Regions from separate parts of the Homo sapiens genome. Here region 1 is linked to region 2. Evidence: read pairs that join two places in POLR2A ChIA-PET (ENCODE). Cell type or tissue: PC-9. All regions are shown on one strand. Links, peaks and the distances in the headings refer to the core of each region. The heading gives the core; the rest is flanking DNA. Region 1 overlaps BTBD9 (BTB domain containing 9). Region 2 overlaps BTBD9 (BTB domain containing 9).

Region 1 (10,847 bases), core at 1,839-9,838, 170 kb after region 2:
CTCCTGACCTCAGGTGATCCGCCCGCCTCGGCCTCCCAAAGTGCTGGGATTACAGGTGTGAGCCACTGTGCCTGGCCTTGTTCTGATCTTTTCACTATTTTTGGCTTTCCTGTCACTCTTCCTTTCCAAGGCATACCTCTGTACCTGTGTTCCTGACCCCATCGGGTCCTGTTTCCTTCACCAGTTCCTTCTTCTACCTGTCCCATCAGCTATTTCTTCTCTGTAGTATCTTTAATTGCTCTCTCGCTGCTAGCCACTTCCTCTCAGCCCAGATCCTTAAGCAACACACCTGTTTTAAGTAATCAGCCCCTCTTATCTCCCCTTTCTTATCAAACTTCTAGAGCCCATAGTTTATATACCCACGTTCCACTTTCTCATAGGCTTAGTGTCTCAATCTATTCCTTTCTCCTTTGCTCTACTGAAACTAATCTGAAAAATCACTCAATGTCCTCTAAGGGCCAAACCCCATGGCCTCTTTTCAGTCTTTACCCCATTTGACAGCCTTACAGGTATCTAGCATGATTAACCACCCTTTCTCCCCAAAAGCCTTCTTTCCTCCGCCTTTTGTAACATCTTCCCTAGGTTCTTCTAATGCCTCTCTGACCAATCCTTCTCAGGTTCTTTTGCACCCTTATCCTTTTTCATTCACTCCAATCATCACTCCCTAGGATACCAGCCCAGATTCCCTCTTGTCTCAGCAAATACACAATCCAAGGTAGTTTAGTCTCTCTCAGAGCATCAACTACTTTTAAACGTTTATTTGGCTTTCTGATTACAAAAGTATTCATGCTCACTGTAACAACTTTAAAATAATTTTTTAAAAGAATTTATTTTGTGCCTGGTCTAGGTTAGGAATTCTCATGTGTACTATTTATTTAAGTTTCATCATAATCCTATGAGATAAACATCTCCTATTCCTTCTGCTACAGTGCTCCTTCCCCCACTTTAAACCAGGCTAATTACTTCAGGCCAGGTCATGGCTCAAGAGTCTTTTCCTTCCCTGACCTTCTTTCCAGATTAGGACATCATATTACTCTCTGTCATAGCACCCTGTTCTTTCCTTCCATAATATGTATCACAATTGGTATTTGATATGGTCTGGCTCTGTGTCCTCACCCAAATCTCATCTCGAATTGTAATCCCCACATGTCAAGGGAGGGACCTGGTGGGAGGTGACTGGGTCATGGGGACTGTTTCCCCATGCTGTTCTCATGATAGTGAGGGAGTTCTCACGAGAGATGATGGTTTAAGTGTGGCACTTCCTTGCTCTTCCTCTTCTTCTCTCTCCTGCCACCATGTAAAATGTGCCTTGCTTCCTCTTTGCCTTCTGCCATAATTGTAAGTTTCCTGAGGCCTCCCCAGCCATGCAGAACTGTGAGTCAATGTTAAACCTCTTTCCTTTATAAATTATCCAGTCTCAGGTAGTATCTTTATATCAGTGTGAAAATGGACTAATACAGTATGTATACACCTTTTGTTTACTATGTTTGCCTCCAGGCTCTATAATGGCTCAAACAGTCTTGCTGAAGGATCCTTTGAAATTAAAATTTCCCAAAGGAGGAACAGAATCATTGTTGTATAAAAGTGAAATGATCAACCCTGGTAAAGAGACAAGAAGTAGAGACCTGGAGAATATTTCCATGTTGCTTAATCTATTGTCTAGGTTCCAGGATAGAGCTATTATGAATTATTCACAAAAAGGCAGTATGTATAGTCAAATGGTTAAGAAAACAGGCTTTGGAGTGAGTGACCTGGGTTCAAGTTCCAGCTCTGCCACTGATTTATCGTAGGACTATGGACAAGGATTCTTCATTGTAAAATGAAGACAAAAGTTAGCATTAAATGAGAATAATTCATTGTAACATACATAGCAGCTTAATGCCTGACACCTAGTAAGTGTTCAACAAATGTTAACTATACATACTCTACTCTTTAAAAGAATCCTAAGGAAGACTACAAGTGGCTTTCTATATTGGTTCCAATATATTTGAAATTATAACCAGAAGATGTTCTTTAAAATTGCTAATATAATCAATACACAAAATCAATTGTATTTCTATAAATGAACAATGAAAAAATGAAAATAAAATTAAGAAAACAATTTCATTTACAATAGCATCAAAAAGAATAAAATATTTAAAATATATTTAGCAAATATGCAAGACTAGTACATTGAAAACTATAAAGTATTGTTGAAAGAAATTTTAAAAGTCCTAAATAAATGGAAAGACATTCTGTGTTCATGGATTAAAAGATTTAATATGTTAAGGTGACGATACTTCTCAAAGCGATCCATAGATTCAATGCAATCCTTTTCAAAATCCCAACACACTTATTTGTAGAAATTGACAACCTGATCCTAAAATTCATATGGAAAGAACCCAGAATAGCCAAAACAATCCCCCATCCCCAAAAGAGTTAGAAGAATCACATTTCCTGATTTTAAAACTTATGACAGACCACAGTAATCAAGATAGTGTAACACTGGCATAAGGGTAGACATATAAACCAACAGAATAAAATTGAGAGCACAGAAATAAACCCATACATCTATGGCCAACTGATTTTTGACAAGGCTGCCAAGACAATTCAAAGGGGAAAATGTGCCTGGGACAACTGGATGTCCAATACAAAAGAATGAATTTAGACTCTTGCCTCACACTGTATATAAAAAGTAACTAAAAATGGATCAAAGACCTAAACATAAGAGTCAAAACTATAATACTTTTAGAAGAAAATAGAGGTGTATGTTATCATAACCTTAGATTAGGCAACAATTTCTTAGCAATGAAACCTAAATCAGCAAGACTTGGTGGCTCATGCCTATAATACCTGCACTTTGGAAGGCCAAGGAGGGAGGATTGCTTGAGCTCAGGAGTTCGAGACCAGAGTGGGCACCATAGTGAGACTCCATCTCCACTAAAATTAGAAAAAAAAATTAGCTGGACTTTGGTGGTGTGCACCTGTCATCCCAGCTACTCAGCTGGTTAAGGTGGGAGAATTGCTTAAGCCTGGGACACAGAGGCTGCAGTGAGCTATCATTGCACTCCAGCCTGGGTGATAGAGTGAAACCCTGTCCAAAGAGAGGAGAGGGGAGGGAAGGGGAGGGGAAGGGAGGGGAGAAGAAGGAAAGAAAAAAGAAAAGAAGAGAAGAGAAGAAAAGGAAAGGAAAACCTAAATCACAAGCAACCAAAGAAAAAATAAATTGGACTTCATCAAAATTTAAAACTTTTGTGCTTCAAAGGACATTATCAAGAAAGCAAAAAGACAACCCACAAAAGGAGAGACAATATTTCCCCACAAAATTAAATCATATATCTGATAGGGTTCTGGTAATTATATACATATGTATATCTTAAAACTCAACAATTTTAAAAAATCCAATTAAACAATGGGCATATAAACAAAAACCAACTCAATTTAAAAAGGCATAAAGAATCTGGATAAGACGTTTTCCAAATAAAACCCTGTAAATCCCCAATAAGCATATGAAAAGACACTCAATGTTATTAGCCATCAGGTAAATGCAAATGAAAACCACAACTGATATACCCACAAGGATGGCTATAATCAAAAATGTCTGATAATGACAATGAGTGTTGATGAGAATGTTGAGAAATTAGAACCATTTCATACTACTAGCCGGAATGTAAAATGGTACAGTTTCTATGGAAAACAGTCTGGCAGATCGTCAAAAAGTTAAAGACAGAATTTCCATATGACCCAGCAATTCTACTCCTAGTTATATACTCAAGGGATCTGAAAACATATGTCCATACAAGAACATGTACATAAATGTGTATAGCAGCATTATTCACAGCAGCCAAAAGACTAAAATGGCCCAAATATCCATCAACTGATGAATGGATAAGTAAAATACTGTATATTCATACAATGGAACATTATTCAGCCATAAATAGAAATGAAGTACTGATATATGCTATAACACAGATGAACCTTGAGAGAATTATATGAAGTAAAAGAAGCCAGACACAAAAGGCCACATATTGTATGATTCCATTTACATGAAATGTCCAGAATACACAAATCCATAAAGACATAAAGCAGATTAGTGGTGGCCAGGGGATGGGGAGAGAAGGGATTGGGAAGTGACTGCTTATGGATACTGAGTTTCTTTTTAGGGTGATAAAAAATGTTAGTGGTGATGGATGCACAACCTTCTGAATACACTAAAGACCACTTAATTGTACACCTTAAAATGGTGAATTTATGGCATATTAACTATATCTCAATTTTTAAAATTCCAAAATAAGCCGCTAATATAAATCCATTCCTTTAGCACACTAGCCCATTTTCTTTCCTCAGCAGACTTAGAGAACAAGTACTCTTCATTTACCATAGCATGATTTTGTGAGTCTTTAATATCTTCAAACAGTAGTAGACCCAGTTAGGTAACCTTACTTGATACAGAAGTAGAATAGACAAATTTGCATCTTATCTGGCACAGTTCCAAAACAGAGGATGCATTCATTACCGACAGCACAGCTAGGACAATAGAAGAATCACACATTTGAAAAGTGAAAGCTTCCGCCCAGAGCAAGTCAATAAAAAAAAACAAAACCCCAAACTACTAACTCTTCATCCCTGAGCCTGCCTGGCATGCATGGGATCTCATTCTGCCAAAAACCAAATTCAAAACAAATATCAAGATTCTAGGGAGGGCAAAGTTCAAACAAGCAAAAGCATTTCTAGTTGTTACTGCAGATAAGGGATAAACTGATGTGTTTCATTCTGGGCTTGTTATTATCAAATTGACCCTGGCCAGCAGAGGATAAAATTAGGATGGTTTCACTCCAGGTAAAAAGGTAGAGCTCAGTTCCAGAGTGGCCCGCACTTGAAATACTTTCTACTTCAATTAATTCTGTCAGAAAAGAGACAAATTCAGAAATCTCTTCAGGTTAGAGCCCTAGCCCTTTTCAGTGTTGTAAAATTCATACTGGGAAGAGGCTGAGGTAGGAAATATTACTGTCATCACTGAGGCTTTCAGTGCTTATTGTCAATCGTTATGAAACGATCTTGTCTGATTCATACCTCTAAACAATCAGAAGAAATCAAAGTAACAATGTAAGAGTTTCAGGAACAAATACAAAACTTGCCTGATGGTTGTAGCTTTGAGTTGTGCAATTCTAGGAATGTACCATGATCTCTGGCTTCTATCCAGAATGCTAAATAGACAATCTATCTGAGGAAGGGCCTGATCCCTCATACCTGGCCTGGGCAGGTCTGTGACTACATGTGTATCACTCGCTTTGAACCTGATACCCTATAAGACAAGGGAAGAAAATCTGGAAACTGGCAAAACAGTTAAAAAAAAAATTGGACAGTCATTGTAGGGCTCCTGCCAACTTCTGGTTTCTTGCCATAGAGAGTAATGATTCCTGCCAGTCACTTAGAAAAAGAATAGCTTCTAGAAAAGCTAAATTGCTATGACCTGAAAGCAGCAACTCTGCATCAGCACATAAAAACTTATAGGAAGTTGGAAGTCTGAAAAATCAGATTCATATTCAGAAATTTAATCTCTCCTCCAATACTGAAGCTATAATGAGAAATAAGCTCCTGCAAAAACACATATTAATCATTTTATTGGTTCTGTTGTTAAAAAAAAAAACAAACAATAACACCCAGCTAGTGTTACATTCTCAGTGCAAATGATATAAGGTTTTGTGATGGCAAAACCTTCAAATTATTTTATCCATATTTGTTCTATAACTTTTTAATACTAAATATTCCCAAATAAATAGAAGTCAATGGACTCAGGAAAGCAGCCATAAAGCCTATTTGAGTTTCCATACTGATCGCAGATCTTCTAGTGTTGGTCTAAATATTCTAGTGATAAACAATTCAGCACCTAGAATAATTCTCCATGTCAGCTGTGCACAACAGTTACAAATGAAATTTTGAAAATGTCTTTGGGGGAATAAAAGCTTTGTGAAGATGCTGGGGGAGGGGCAGTGAAATGTGGGTGCTTCAGAAATCAACAACAGTGGACAGGATGTTAATGAGCTATGACGTCAGCAGAGACATGTATTGGTAAGCTACTATTCAAGTGGGCTCAACTTTAGGCCTCTCAACCCAAAACCTGAGCTTAGATCCAACACACATTCATAGGTCTTTAGGTAAAAGGCAAGGGAAGATAAGGAAAGAAATTCTTCACAACTCTGTAGGACAGGGACCTAGCACCTTCTTATAAATCTTTGGCTCCTACACAAATCTAACATTTTAGAGTCCCAGAAAAGAGTAACCATAAGGAGCATCAGCATAGGCCAAAGGCAAAATTCTTTGCCAAGCTCTAAGTGCTGTTGAGATTTTGATCTAAAGCCCGAGAATTGATTGTGTGTGTGTTTTTTTAATCTCCAAATTCTACTGACTATCAGCAAGTTGAAGCAAGCCCCACATCACACTGTAGAGGAATATACATACATTACCATTCCATTAAATTTCTTGTCAGAATTGGTACTTGGAAAAGACCTCTTAGATTAGGGAATACATTTTCATTTACAGTAAGGAGTTGGCATTCCCAATTCCCAGTGGTAGTACTAGAAGAATTGGAAAAATAATTTTCTGATACTCTTACTCTCAAAAACAATGTTAGAAGATTAAAAGACTAGTCCTGGATATGCAATCTTAATAAGAAGAATCACATTGGGGAAACTAAATTTCTACAGGTATCGTGTCATCTGAAATCAATAATCACCTTGGTGAGGAAGGTAGGACAAAGTACTTTCTTATTATGATATTTTAATGGGGATCACACTTTGCTGCCCAGGCTGGAGTGCAGTGCCTATTCACAGACACGACCACAGTGCACTGCCGCCTCAAACTCCTGGGCTCTAGCAATCCTCCTGCCTCAGCCTCCTGAGTAGCTGGGACTATAAGCGAGTGCCACTATGCCTGGCTATGATTATCACCATGCTCAAGGAAGCTCAATGACCAGTCTGAGCAGGATTCACATGGTAAGTAGCAGAACCAGGTCTGGAAGTGAAGTCAGAGTTCAAATTCCTTGTTCTGTTTCCACTACCTGGCTGTCTTTTGTAAGGAGAATGGGAGGCAGAAATGGGAGTGAACAAGAAGAAAGCAGAATAAAAATGTATGTTGCACCTGAGTATTTCTCAAATAGATTTTAATTTTATTTTCCTACAGGTTTGGAAAAGTATTTGATGACATCTTAACTGTTTAAACTTTTATTTTCCTTTTGAATCCGACTTGCAACACATCTGTTGATCACATATAAAATAAAATTGCCAGAGATTAAGCAATGAGTTGTTTTCAATAAATTCTAACTTTTGTTCCCAGTCCAATTCAAATGGCAACTTTCAGAATGAGGCCAAATTGAAAGATCATTTCAGAGCAATAAAAGAGGAAGTTCTTTCAGTAGGGAATCACTTTTGAGTTCTAGTTCTTTGCAATGTTATATTTAAGACCAATTACTTATCCAGTATGCCTGTGTACCAGCCTGGCTATGCCCGGATCAGGACGAGAAGCAGACCAGCCACAGTTCTTCCTGTGTGCAACCTGCAGCAGCCCCTTGCAGAGTCTAGCTGGGGTTTTGAAGAATTCTAGTCATGCATTTAATAAAAGTCATTTTCCCAATGTGCTAGACTTCAGTTCTAACTTGGAAAAAGGGAGCTAAGTTGGGTAAAGTTAAATGTGGGGAAATATGCAGGACAAAATCAGCTAAGTGACTGCTTTCAACAAAAACCAAAAACTATTTCATTTTCCATGGGTATTTTCACAATGTTTTCCTATGTTCATGACTATAAAGATGATCAATTGTAAATCCTGAAGTAGCAATGGAAATAATTATCAAAACTGGATTCAATTAGAAGACTAACAAAATCCATCATGCTTGCCTTTCCATCCAGATAAATTCAAGAATCCCTGCATTCAAGGTCCTCAATGGAACAACTCTGATGTATAATCAGATCAAAGGAAAGCTGTTTTTGCTTTCTTTTTGGAGATAATTTATTTTTCCTAAAAAAGGAATCCCAATGAAACAGCTGATACATAACCTAAAATTAGGCCACTTTACTTACTAACACTTGAAGGACACGATTTAAAATCATGGCACTGGCAAAGCGTGGTGGCTCATGCCTGTAATCTCAGCACTTTGAGAGGCCGAGGCAAGAGGATCACATGAGGCCAGGAGTTCGAGACCAGCCTGGGCAACACAGTGAGACCCCCATCTCAAAAGAAAATAGAAAAATTAGTTAGGTGTAGTGACATGCACCTGCAGTCCCAGTTTCTTGGGAGGCTGAGGCAGGGGGATCACTTGAGCCCAGGAGTTCAAGTCTGCAGTGAGCTATAATCGTGACACTGCACTCCAGCAACAGAGCAAGACCCTGTCTCTAAACAAAACAAAACAAAACCAAAAAAACAGTTCTCATATTCTCTTACTTCCTTTGCCTACTATTCTAATGCTTAAAGGTTAAATACATTGAAGAGAATCCAAAAAGAATCCAAAGCTTTGTGATCTGGATAGGGGATGAACCCACCAATGTTTGTTTTTCCTTTGCTCGGGTTGAAATAATTCCAAGACTGCCACATTGACACCTTAGCCTTACATCATGAGATATAGTTGTTAAGGTCACTATATTTGCATGTTGGCTTAACAAGAAAAATCCCTGAAAAACCACTGAACATACAAACTATAAATACTCCAAAGTAAACAGTTGCTGTGTAGAATCAACAAAAAAAGAATATATGCAAAGAGGGAACATCTTTTATTATTTCCTAAGTCTTACCAACAACAGGCTTCCAAATTAATTTTGTCTTTACCCCTCTTTGTCCGAAAAACTAAGGCTAAAAGCAGTAGCATTTCTACCATCCCTCCCTCACTCAGTCCATTCTCAGGAAACACAGAGCCCAAAGGAAGTATCCAAAGGAAAATGATACGAAATTCTAATGCTTAGGTACTACTTCAGGTACCAGTGCTATAGAAAAAGACCAAAGAGAAATAATTGGTGGACAGGCGCAGTGACTCATGCCTGTCATCCCAGCACTTTGGGAGGCCGAGGCAGGTGGATCACTTGAGGCCAGGAGTTCGAGCCCAGCCAGGCCAACATGGTGAAACCCTGTCTTCACTAAAAATACAAAAACTAGCCAGGCATGATGGCAGGTGCCTGTGATCCCAGGTACTTGGGAGGCGGAGGCAGGAGAATCGCTTGAACTAGGGAGGTGGAGGTTGCAGTGAGCTGACATCACATCACTGCACTCCAGCCTGGGTGACAGAGACAGACTCCATCTCAAAACAAAACAAAACCCAAGACAAATAATTGGTGGCCTACAACATAATGTGAATTAACTTAATTCCTTAAGCAAGCTTAATCAGCATACTTTTCTGAGATATTCTATAAGGGCTTAATAAGTGTTCATTAGTTTTGAAATGGGAGAAAAGATGTAAGATAGAGTACCCTGTAGTTGTTTTTTAAATACTTATTTTTAATCTATATTTCTAAAATTCAGGAAAACAGATGTTCATAAACTCCTGTTTACTGATTAAGAATTTCTTGAAAAGGCTATCTCTAAAATATGTGATCTGGCTGAGCATGGTGGCTCACGCCTGTAATTCCAGCACTTTGGGAGGCCGAGGTGGGCAGATCACCAGGTCAGGAGATTGAGACCATCCTGGCTAACACAGTGAAACCCTGTCTCTACTAAAAATAAAAAAAATTAGCCAAGTATGGTGGTCCGTGCCTGTAGTTCCAGCTACTTGGGAGGCTAAGGCAGGAGAATCTCTTGAACCCAGGAGGTAAAGGTTGCAGTGAGCCGAGATCATGCCACTGCACTCCAGCCTGGGCAACAGAGCAAGACTCTGTATCAAAAAATAAATAAATAAATAATAATAAAATAAATAAAATATGTGAGCTTATGGGTGGTTGTACAAGTGTGTGATTTCCTGAGTATAAAACCAAAAACAAGGCATAATTCGAACTAATTTATCCAGTCAGTTATCTCCCTAGCATGAACCCAATTCTGTAATCATTTTCTAGAGCTAAACCGTTATATTTTCTGGGCTCTAACACATCAATGAGTTTTTATTTTAAAAAAAGAAATCATTCCACTTGCTCAAAGAAATTAATGACTTAAAGAATATCAAGAGTTTTTATTTGAATATGTTTACATAGTTGATAAAATCCAAAACATCTATCTCTTATATCTTAGAATTAGAAACAAAAATCTAGTTGTCCAGGCATGGTGGCTCACACCTATAATCCCAGCACTTTGGGAGGCTGAGGCGGGAGGATCACTTGAGTCTAGTAATCACTTGAGACCACCCTGGGCAACTGTGTGAGACCCCCACATCTACAAAAAGTTTAAAAATTAGCCAGGCATGGTAGCATGCACCTGTAGTCTCAGCTACCTGGGAGGCTGAGGGGAGGATCACTTGAGCCCAGGAGGCTGGGGCTGCAGTGAGCCGTGACCACACTACTGCACTCAAGCTTGGGTAACCAAGTGAGACCTTATCTCAAAACAAACAAACAAAAAAAAGAATAAAAAATAATGTTAATGGAATAATCTCAAAAACTTAGCATTTTTTATTCCATGAAACTGAAGAACTGTGCTATGGAAGATTTTTTAAATGAACAGCTCTAAAATAACTTTCATTGATAAGAAAACATGAAAATATTACCTGGTCATGTAACACCTATGAATTAAACATCTTCAGTGAGGAAGTTCCTTAGAGAATGATACTGAATGACTAACTTAACAATGCAACAGTGTGCAATGTCATGTCACGAGGGCCGGGTACAGTGGCTCACACCTATAATCCCAACACTTTGGGAGGCTGAGGTGGGAGGATCACTTGAGCCTGGGAGTTCAAGACC
Region 2 (10,847 bases), core at 1,199-9,198:
TTTAAATTATATTTAAAGATAATTATCATGACCCTACAGCCCCTTTGATGGTTTACCTGGATCTTGTTTTATCCCTAGTTCCTTTAATTGGTCCCCCCATGAAACAGTTTCCTGAACTCCCATCATCTACTTTTGCACAGGTGCCCAGGCGTGTCTTGACCAACACAGAGCACAATAGGAAGGTCATATGGATATATGAACACCTGGCAGACAGTGTAGACTAAGACTGCTCAAGGTTTGTAGCAGCCCCACCTAACTATTAGCTCTTATTGAATTTGTGGCCAATCAAAACCACAGTTCTTTTTCCCATAAACTTCTCTCAAGCTTGACTGCTCCCATCCTGTACTTGTAGAATTGATTTTCTGAACCTAAATGGAGAGCATCACATTTATCCCCATTAAATTCCATCCTGTTGGTTTGGTCTCACATTAGGGCCTGGAGAGATCGTTTTGAATTTCATGTCTGTCATTTATCACATTAGTCATCCCTCCTAGCTTTGTCTCATCCAGAAACCCGAGAAGCATGCCTTTCAGGGCATTGATAAAAAGAGTGAAATGTTCAGGACCAAGGACAGAGTCAGAAACACTAACAAGACCTTTCTCTCCTCTCCCTCATCCCCATCCTGACCGCCAGTCCATTCTACCAGCAATACATTTTCCATAGCCAGCTGCTTCTCATCATCTCCACTGTAAGTGCCCTAGTTCAAGTCATCTCTCATCTGTGTTAGAGCAACAGCTTCCTTACTAATCTCACAGTTCCATATTTAGCCCCCTTCTGATTTGTTCTCCACACAGCAACCAGAATGAACTTTAAAAAGCAGACATAAGGAGCTGGGCGCGGTGGCTCATGCCTGTAATCCCAGCACTTTGGGAGGCCAAGGCAGACAGATCACCTGAGGTCAGGAGTTCAAGACCAGCCTGAACCAACATGGAGAAACCCTGTCTCTACTAAAAATAGAAAATTAGCTGGGCATGGTGGCAGGTTCCTATAGTCCCAGCTACTCAGGATGCGGAGGCAGGAGAATTGCTTGAACCTGGGAGATGGAGGTTGTGGTGAGCCGAGATCGTGACATTGCACTCTAACCTGGGCAACAAGAGCAAAACTCCATCTCAAAAAAAAAAAAAAAAAAAAAAAAAAGACATAAGTTCTTACTACTCCCTTGCCTAAAACCCTCCAATAACTCCCCCACCTTGTTCCTAGAATAAAATTCACACTACTTACCAAACCTAAAGGTCATATATGATCGGAGATCTACTGGCCTCATCCCATCTCATCCCAACCTCTGCTTCCTTCACCGGCTTGGGAAGCACAAGCCATCCTTCTGTTCTGCACACATACCATGTTAATTCCCTCTTCAGGGCCTTAACTATTCCTTAGATCCTCTTTTCCCAAGGCTTTGGAAGGCTGGCTTCTATCTATCACTTATTTCAGTTCAAATGTCACTTTCTCAGAAAGGCCTTTCTGGCCTAAAGTAGCTGCTTCTTGCCTACCACAGCCTAGTCACTCTCTAATTACCTCTCCATTTCATTTTCTTCATGGCATTTATCAGTAGTTGAAACTTCCTTATTTATCTGTTATTTCCCCCTACTAGGATGTAAACTGATGAAAGTAGGGATCCTGTCTGCCTTGTTCAATGCCTAAGACTTCATAAGTGCTCAATTATTATTTGTTGAATGGTGAGAATTATAGAATTGGGAGAAATTCTCATAATGGTGAGAATTATAGAATTGGGAGAAATCAAATACATTTGCTATGACCTAACTTGCATTACTAAAAATGGCTCTTGGTTTCATTTTTATACCACCATTATTATCTACTTTGTTATCAATATTTTATGATGCCATCAAAGAATCAAATTGAATTACCAGCATTGAGTTAGGTCAGACAATAATTGGTAGTAGAAATGCATTATGTGGGATAACACAGACATGCTACTTAAAAACCATGCACTATGAGAGACCTCCACATTGCTGGTGCAGAATTAACATCTCACCTGCAGCTGTGTGGCTACAGGATTAGACTGTTTTCATATGAAAAGTACCACTTAAGAGAGTTGCTGCTTAATCAGATAAAGTTCATGGCAATGTCTCTAACTCCTTCATTTATATATAATTTTGCCCAATATAACATTAAGGGCAAGGATAATTCTGATTTCAAAAATCTGAATTTTATTTACTTAGAATTCCATCACAATGCCAGTAGAAGACTCTATTTACAGTAGGAACTCATACTGTTGACCTAGTAGTCAACACATAAAGTGGGCCATAAAAGAGGCTAGAATGGCCCATCAAGAGCCTGGCAGCTCATCAACCCCAAGCCATCAGGCCCACTCACCTGAACCTGCACTGGCACCCAGCAGTGCTGTGGCCTAGCCGCATGGGAGAAAGACAGGACCAAATTTCCTACTATGACAGCAGGGCATTCTGGTCTGTGTTTTGCCCTTCTCTCACCCATAAAATGAAATCTTTCCATTTGAACACATAAATTAAAATGCATTTCAGATGTAATCCCTGATCCAGCCACATATTTGTGAAGAGAGAACCATGAGAAATAAGGAAGGGGTGGGCAGGGACAGGAAATAGGAGAGAAGGGAAAAGGGAATCTGTTTACCACACCTCTCTTCCTCCTTCTCAAAGGAATTGTAAGGAAAAAGCAGAGAAGAGTTATGTTTCTCTGCTATAGTTTCAGTTTAGCCCCATGAAAAGCATGTGGCCCTTTTGCCAGCCAAAAGCTGTAGGGGTTCTATAATCTGGAGTATTCATGGTCACAAAACAGGACAAAGTGAGGGCCTTCCGACTGCACAGAGCTGCCCTGCTCCCTGGCATGGACAGTCCTTCTTGTAAGGGTAGTTTCAGCCCTGGTCTGGAAATGTCCCATAGTCTCTGTTTTCTTTTTTTTTTTTTTTAGACGGAGTCTCGCTCTGTTGCCCAGGCTGGAGTGCAGTGGCACAATCTCAGCTCACTGCAAGCTCTGCCTCCCGGGTTCACGCCATTCTCCTGCCTCAGCTTCCTGAGTAGCTGGGACTATAGGCGGCTGCCACCACGCCCGGCTAATTTTTTGTATTTTTAGTAGAGATGGGGTTTCACTGTGTTAGCCAGGATGGTCTCGATCTCCTGACCTCGTGATCTGCCTGCCTCAGCAGAAAAGAGATTAAAAGATACAAGAGAGATGTAGTATAGCACAAAGATCTTCCCAAAAGATTTGTTATTGGACTTTCTAGCTACAGTTCACTTTTATTTATTTTATTTTATTATTATTTTTTCACATAAACCTTTCGCAACTTTTTTTTTTTTTTTTGAAGATAAGGTCTCGCTATGTTACCCAGGCTGGTTTCAGACTCCTGGGCTCAAGCGATCTTCCCACCTCAGCCTCCCAAGTAGCTAAGATTACAGGCGTGCATCACTGCGCCTGGCTGAGGCCTTTTTAAATGAGTCTCTCTGGATCACGGATTAGTAACACATAAGAGGCCAGGCTTCCTCCTATAGCCCAGGCTAAACCTGGCTGATTCCAACAAGCCCTTCCCAGAGGATGCTGTGTTCACCCTGGGTAACCATCCCTTTCCAGAATCCACCCACTGAGGAGCTGGGCCAACTGGATTTTTAATTCAAATTTTAGGCAGGATGGTCATGCTTCCTTGGTGGGAGGCCTTTTCTTTCCAGATCTGTGGGAGGGCTCAAGTGTTTGATCTTCAGGATAGTGAGCAAGAATTTGATTTGGATTAGTTTAAATCTCATTTTCTGCCCTTCCCTAGTGATAACCTTTATCTAATTCACTATAAGATGGACAAAATCTGTGTTGTAATTCAATTTTTTAAAAAAGACAAGTTGTTCCCAAAATATAACTACTTACTCCTTCATTCCTAAATTCATTCACTATTTTTTTAAAAAAATAACGAAACCATTTTTAAGCTCCTACTACATGTCAGGCTCTGTGCCAAGTTGTGGTGATTCAAAGATGAATAAGACATGGTCCCTGACCCTTGAAGAGATATCAGATAAACCCATAATATATCAGAGCAGTTCTTTGCGGCACATATTTAACTTCTGTGACCATAGCCTCCAAATTCTCTAACAGTGCGGTATTCTGGAAAGAGCACACACCCCTTATGCCCATTCTACTGCATCCAGCACACAAGGCTGGGCAGAAAGCAAGGTTCTCTGCAGCAGCCTACCCTGGAAGTTTCAACACAGCCACTGCACTATGACTGTGGCCTTACTTGGCCTGCCAGCGCCTTTCAGTGCTTACCTTTTGGCAGGTAGAGTTTAACAGGAAGCAATAGCCCTGCTACCAAATGACAGAAGAACACAATCTGAGGGTTGATGACCTTTGTATTAATTTAAACATCTCAACCTTTCTCAACCAGGACAGGCAGCCACCTCCACTTGTGAACCTGAATTCGGCTGCCACAATTTGCATGCATAATGTACTGAAAAGCCTTCTTTATAATGTTTACTTCTCTGTTTCTTCCAAATGAAATCACTGAAGGGCAAATTTGATTTTCAAATCAGTTTTAAAACATCTGCCTTCTAAAAAAGTAAGAGTAAAGAGATAAGGCTTTTATATTACAGGCAAGGGCTAATTATTTTAACTGATACCACTGTGTCCATGCTAAAAATACAAATGTGGAGACATTTTTAATGCAAACCCAACATCTAATGGATGTTAATATTTCATTAGGAAAAGGATTCCAGTCACGAGGTATGTACCTTGTGATTTTAGAAGGAAAAGACTAACTTCCTGACCTTTCTTTAAATATAAACTCATCTGACCTTGTGCTTCAGCACCTCTATTTGTTGTTCTATATGACTCTATTTCTTTCAAATATATAACTATGTCTGTCACAGCCTTCGTCTCCAGGAAGCTCAAGGTGTTTAATATATTTCAGTTTGTTATTTTATTTTCTCACTTTCTGCAAAGAATATCTGAGGGTGCAGGCTTTGCTCTAAAGGTGGAGCTATCACCCTGCAGCTGCTTGGGCCCAGGTATGTGACAGTTAAGGACAGTTTCAAAGGGCTAAGGAGGTGGGGAGAAGCAGTTACAAGGGTTGGCTCGACCCCACATGGAAGAGTTGAATGCTCACACATGTATTTTATATATACAGCATTCATGCATGTGGGTGTCTGTACATCTGTCAAGGCAACACACATTAGAAGAAACTTTAGAAGTAAATCCATTATATTTTATGTCTTACATAACTATTATATACTTTTACTGATAAAATAACAATAAACGGTATTATTTTAATAAAAACAGCCCTTGGAGCCCAGCACCAAGCCTTGTTTTAGGAATGGCATCTTACAGACGTGGAGACAGAGGCACAGAGAGAGTAAACGTCTTGCCCAAGGATGCTCGGCTAATCGGCGGCAGAACCATGGCTAAGAGCCAGGCCTCCTGATTTTCAGCCCAGGGATTTTTATTTTGCCTTTTTTACTTCACTCATGTACAGATAATGCTGCCATATTTCACACTTTTCTTGCTGGTGGCAAATACTAGTAAAGAGTCTAATAACACAATCCCTAGTATAAAGGCTAAGATTGAAATAATTTTACATTAAACAGAAACAATTCCAACACAGATTTTCACTTTCATACATGCACCCCTTATTCCAGCAATTACACTGTACTTCTCCTGGGGACAGGCTCTGAGCCCTCCACCAGTTAAGTTCTAGTACATAGTGGGTACACAGTAACTGCTAAACCACAGGAGGTTTGCAGCTCTTGTTCCACAGCGAGCCTGCACTTTACACTCTGACAATCACCAATCACCGTGGGCTCTTTAATTTTGTGGTCAGGCAGATTTTTGCCTGCCACAGTACTGAACTCATAGTAGGTACTTGATAAAAAGGGGTTGAATGAGTGAAGAAAGGTCTGCATACGTTTCCTGCAGGTAGACACTGCATTTTCTTATCAGTAAAATGGGAGTCTTGAGAGAAGGTAGTCAAGACTGGAGGGTCAGAGCAAGGACTAAAGGAAAGCCAAGGGCTGGTCACATTTCCCAGACTCAATCTTTTAGAACCAACCTTCAGGGCTGACATGCAAACAGAGCTACAAAGAGGGAAATGATTCTGAAACCTGAGCTAGTGAGGAGGGCTCAGGTTTTGCTGCAAACTCCATCTGGCTCCCAGTACCACTGGCTGAAGTTTAACAAATGAGATCACCATATTTCAAGGTTTAAGATAGGGAGGGGTCAGTGACAAAGATGAGCTTGACGTGCTCATCTTAGCAGCTCATGGCCCCAAATGTAGGGTGCACACCAGATGGAAAAGGTCACAGGAGACCAACAGAAATCAGGTAAAGGAATGACACAATAACACAGTAACAGAGATATCTGTAACTGACACTTCCTATTTTCATTGAAATGTCTGCTTTACTCAAAGGTTTTCATATGTGAGTATTCAGCTGACCCTTGGATCTTCCCTTTTTTGTGCCAGGGATCTCTCTGGCACTCTGTGAAGCATATGAATCCCTTCTCAGAATGTTTTCAAATGTATAAAATAGAACACACAAGAAACCAATGTTACTGAAGTACAGTTGTGTGCACAGACCCCTTGGGCATAGTGACAATGAAAGACCCCTGGCCCGAGGTAGAAAGGGTAGGCTTTATCAGCTGGGAAAACAGGGCTGCGTATGGGACAGGACATCAGAGTCGGGAAACTGAGACTCTGGATCTCTTTACAGCCAGAACTCTTATTTTTCAAGAAAACATAAGTTAGATGTTCTTATGTAGGAAAGGAATGCCTCACTTAAGAAATAATAAAAACAGCAACAGCTTTGACACTACTTTTCCATACCCTCTTTTAGATGCGTTTCTCCTCTTCATCCCCTTTTCCAAATACAATGGAGACCAGGAACTAGCAACACTACTATAGATTTTAGGTCCTCTCTGAAACCACAATTCTCAGTTCTCCAGAGCTCCCATTTCCCACTTTACTTTTCATTTGTAGTAAAATTAACAAATCATATGACCTAGACATTTCTAAAGACTACTGGTCTGTGACATCATTTCAAACCATCCCCAAACCTGAAATCCAAATAGCCAACATCCTAACAGAGGCTAAAGAACAAAGCACAAACCCAGTGAAGGGGAAACCACTTCTGTTTTGAAGGAAAGACTCATTTGGATTACGACAGTTAGCCAACACACGCAGGTCTGTAATGGGGGATATCTCCATATAAAATTCCTAAGTAAAAGGGTCACAAGAACTATAAATCCTAATTTAATTCAGCCAATCTAAGTAAATCCCAAAGAAACATGCTGGGCTAGAAATCAAATCCCAGTAAACAACTGGAAAATGTGGGCACAGTAATATGAGGACTCCAGAGATTTCTGCAGCAAATGGATTGTTCTAATGACATTTGATTAAAAATCTGCTTCCACCTGGGTCAGTGCATTTCATGTGCAGAGTGGATTCAGTTCCGCATGCAGAATAAAAATTTCAATGGAAGGCACAGTGGGAGGAAGAAAACAATAGCTCCCCAAACCCACAGTCATTGAATGTTGTGTCCAGGTTCAGATCTGGGAAACAAAGAACTGTGAGATGAGAGATGGCTGTGCCAAATGAACAGGATGCATTTTCCCTGAGCATCACTGCAAAAGGGGCCCAGGGGAAGCCTGATCTCAGGCCAAACACACACTTTTCCTACACCTCACTGCTCAGTAGCTGAACTCTGTAAAGGTGCAACTCACTTGCTTTTTAGTTTTGTCTTCATAAATTGCACACTTGTCTGTGATTTGGACAAATTTTTAAGCAGACACGGAAAGCAAACAATCATTCAACTTCAGTTTGCTTTGTAGGTGACACTTAGGAAGAGTCAGTGTATTGGAGAGTCTTTTTGAGGTGTATGTTGTTTTCAAATCAGACTACAGGCAAGTAGTCTATCTTTTCTTTTCTCCCTAACTCCACACAGAGCTCCACATAGAGAGGGGATCTATCATTCTGATCAACAAATCCAACTTTTTGTGCCAAAAGGGCAAAATAATTTCTTAAATGTAAGGTCAGTTCAAACAACTCCTGCATGTTAGTTGCCACCATTCACTAATATCCTGGTTTTAGCAAGTCAGATGCACCAAAGTACCAGGAAGGCCACCTGTGTGGAGATAAATGGCAGTCCCCGGTGATCATGGAAGTACCAGGGCTCCCATCAACATGATTCATAAAATCACATGATATCACAAAATCAACAGTTTCTGGTCTTGCTTAAGCCATCTGATAGGAGTAAATGGTTACCAAGATGCCTACAGAAACTAATGAATGAATAGATAATGCCAGCTATATCTCAGAAAGAAGAAAAGATAATCTGATGAAAAAACAATCTTAATTCCTTACAAAAAAGTGCTGAATCTTATGGTATTTCAAGTGTCAAGAAAAAATAAACAGATGACTTTAAAGAGAGGTGGGGAGGGTTACAATGTAAAGCATTTGTCTGTTTCCTTTTCAATGGTATTTTCCAATGTTTTAAAAAAAAAAAATCAGCCAGATATGGTAGCTCATGCCTCTACTCCCAGCACTTTGGGAGGCTGAGGCAAAAAGACTGCTTGAGGCCAGGAGTTCGAGACCAGCCTGGGCAATAAAGAGAGTCCCTGTCTCTATTTAAAAAAAATAGAAAAATTAGTTGGGCATGGTGGTGGCATGTGCCTATAGTCCCAGCTACCTGGGAGATGGAAGCAGGAGGATTGCCGGAGGCTAGGTTTAGAAGCCTAGGTGACAGAGCAGGACTTTGTCTCTTAAAAAACAAAACAAAATCAGCAAGCACCTCATTCAATCTTTTTTAAACAAAAAATTTGAAGAAATTGATTCTGAGCCAAATATGAGTGACCAATGGCCTGTGATACAACCCTCAGGAGGTCCTGAGAACAAGTGCTCAAGGTGGTCATTTGGGGCACAGCCTAGTTTTATACATTTTAGGGAGACGTGAGACGTCAATCAAATACATGTAAGATTTACATTGGTTCCACCTGGAAGGGTAGGGCAACTCAAGGACGGGTGCTTCCAGGTCATTAAAAATTTTCTGATTGGCAATTGGTTGAGAGTTATTATCAACAGAAAGGAATGTATGCTTTACAGTAAGCTGTTGCGGAGACCAAGGTTTTTTGTTTTTTTTTTTTTGAGACGGAGTCTCGCTCTGTCGCCCAGGCTGGAGTGCAGTGGCACGATCTCGGCTCACTGCAAGCTCCACCTCCCGGGTTCACACCATTGTCCTGCCTCAGCCTCCCGAGTAGCTGGGACTACAGGCGCCCACCACCACGCCCAGCTAATTTTTTTGTATTTTTAGTAGAGACGGGGTTTCACCGTGTTATCCAGGATGGTCTCGATTTCCTGACCTGTTGATCCGCCCACCTCGGCCTCCCAAAGTGCCAGGATTACAGGCGTGAGCCACCGCGCCTGGCCGAGACCAATGTTTTATCATGCAGGTGAAGCCTCCAAGTAGTAGGTTTCAGACAGAATAGACTGTAAATGTTTCTTATCAGACTTGAGATCTGTGTTGATGTTAATGCTGGTCAGCTTTCCCTGAATTCTAAAAGGGAAGAGGGTATAATGAGACATGTCCGACCCCTGCTTCCATCATGGCCTGAACAAGTTTTTCAGGCTAACTTTCTAATGCCCTTGGCTGAAAGAAGGGGTCCATTTGGATGGTTACTCCATTCAATCTTAATGGGGTGGGACTCGGGAGAAGAGTACAGAACATAAAAGGCCCTCTTCCTCTCTCAGGAAAGGACACCAAGTCATCTAGTGCAAGTTCACTTTACACTTCAGATATAATCTCTTGGCCAGGAGCGGTGGCTCATGCCCATAATCCCTGTAATCCCAGCACTTTGGGAGGCCGAGGTGGACAGATCACGAGGTCAAGAGATCGAGACCATCCTGGCCAACATGGTGAAACCCTGTCTCTACTAAAAACACAAAAATTAGCTGGGCGTGGTGGCGCACGTCTGCAGTCCCAGCTACTTGGGAGGCTGAGGCAGGAGAACTGCTTGAACCTGGGATGTGGAGGTTGCAGTGAGCCAAGATCGTGCCACTGCATTGTAGCCTGGCGACAGAGCAAGACTCTGTCTCAAAAAAAAAAAAAAAAAAAAAAGATATAATCTCTTATAGGAAATTTAAAACAATAACCTGAGACATGGCAGTTTTATCACCCAAGCTACTGGGCTAAGCTTCAGGATACCAAACCCTTGAGTAAAAAGCACAGCCAGGAGACAGCTAAAAGGAGCTTAAGAATGTATATAGTCATTTTATTATAAATGGCTACTCTGGAGCCAATATACTTGACTTTGACTTTTTTAAGGCAAGATTAACCATGACACATTTTGGTCAAGCTTAGGAAACAACTTGCTAATAATCTATCTTGTGAAAAAAGATGCCTCTGGAAATTCATCATATTGGTGGAGGGAGAAAACACCTACATTTTGGCTGTCACTAAAAGCCAAACAGAAACTTCCTGTTTTCAAGGGTCAGTGGAAAATTACTGCTTATTATATAGTATTACATTTACAGAAACTGCAAGTGCTCATCACAAACTGAACGTCACACTTACCTTATCAGAAAGAGCAGCCTGGCACTGGCACAGGAGTGCAACAAAACACGGTCAATTTACTAAGCCTCCCGATAGCCAAGGTTATTGTTGGCAATACAAAAGGTAACAAAGGAGTGGACTGGCTGAGCGTGCAAGGCTGCTATCCTGCCATCTCTGGGAAGATCTGAGCTCAAGGCACACCTGAACTTCCCTCCAGCAGGCTGAAGAGAGAACGAGTGATTTTCTTGTATCCACCAAGGCCAGGCCCATTCCATCTAGGTAGTAAGTACTTCCAGATTTAGCATGCTGCCTACTCCCATAAATGTTATCCCTACT

The links. ChIA-PET counts read pairs that join two places held together with the same protein. Peaks named below come from ENCODE experiments on the same cell type or tissue, not always from the same donor. Only the 100,000 strongest peaks of a DNase experiment are listed, where the experiment ranks them.
Region 1: POLR2A ChIA-PET joins it to region 2 with 13 read pairs; 3 of 35 experiments call an interaction of 5 or more read pairs at or near these places.

The regions. Positions count from the first base shown.
Region 1 is chr6:38,399,985-38,410,831 of GRCh38, forward strand. The region is part of intron 6 of BTBD9 (BTB domain containing 9); the gene reads right to left. Among named protein-coding and RNA genes, the nearest start is that of BTBD9-AS1, 76 kb to the right of the region's middle. In PC-9, for the core only: no CTCF peak of the experiment used is centred there; a DNase peak (open chromatin) is centred at 5,147; H3K4me3 peaks cover 1,068 bases; H3K27ac peaks cover 1,663 bases.
Region 2 is chr6:38,229,385-38,240,231 of GRCh38, forward strand. The region is part of intron 9 of BTBD9 (BTB domain containing 9); the gene reads right to left. Among named protein-coding and RNA genes, the nearest start is that of BTBD9-AS1, 250 kb to the right of the region's middle. In PC-9, for the core only: a CTCF peak has its summit at 4,978; a DNase peak (open chromatin) is centred at 4,257.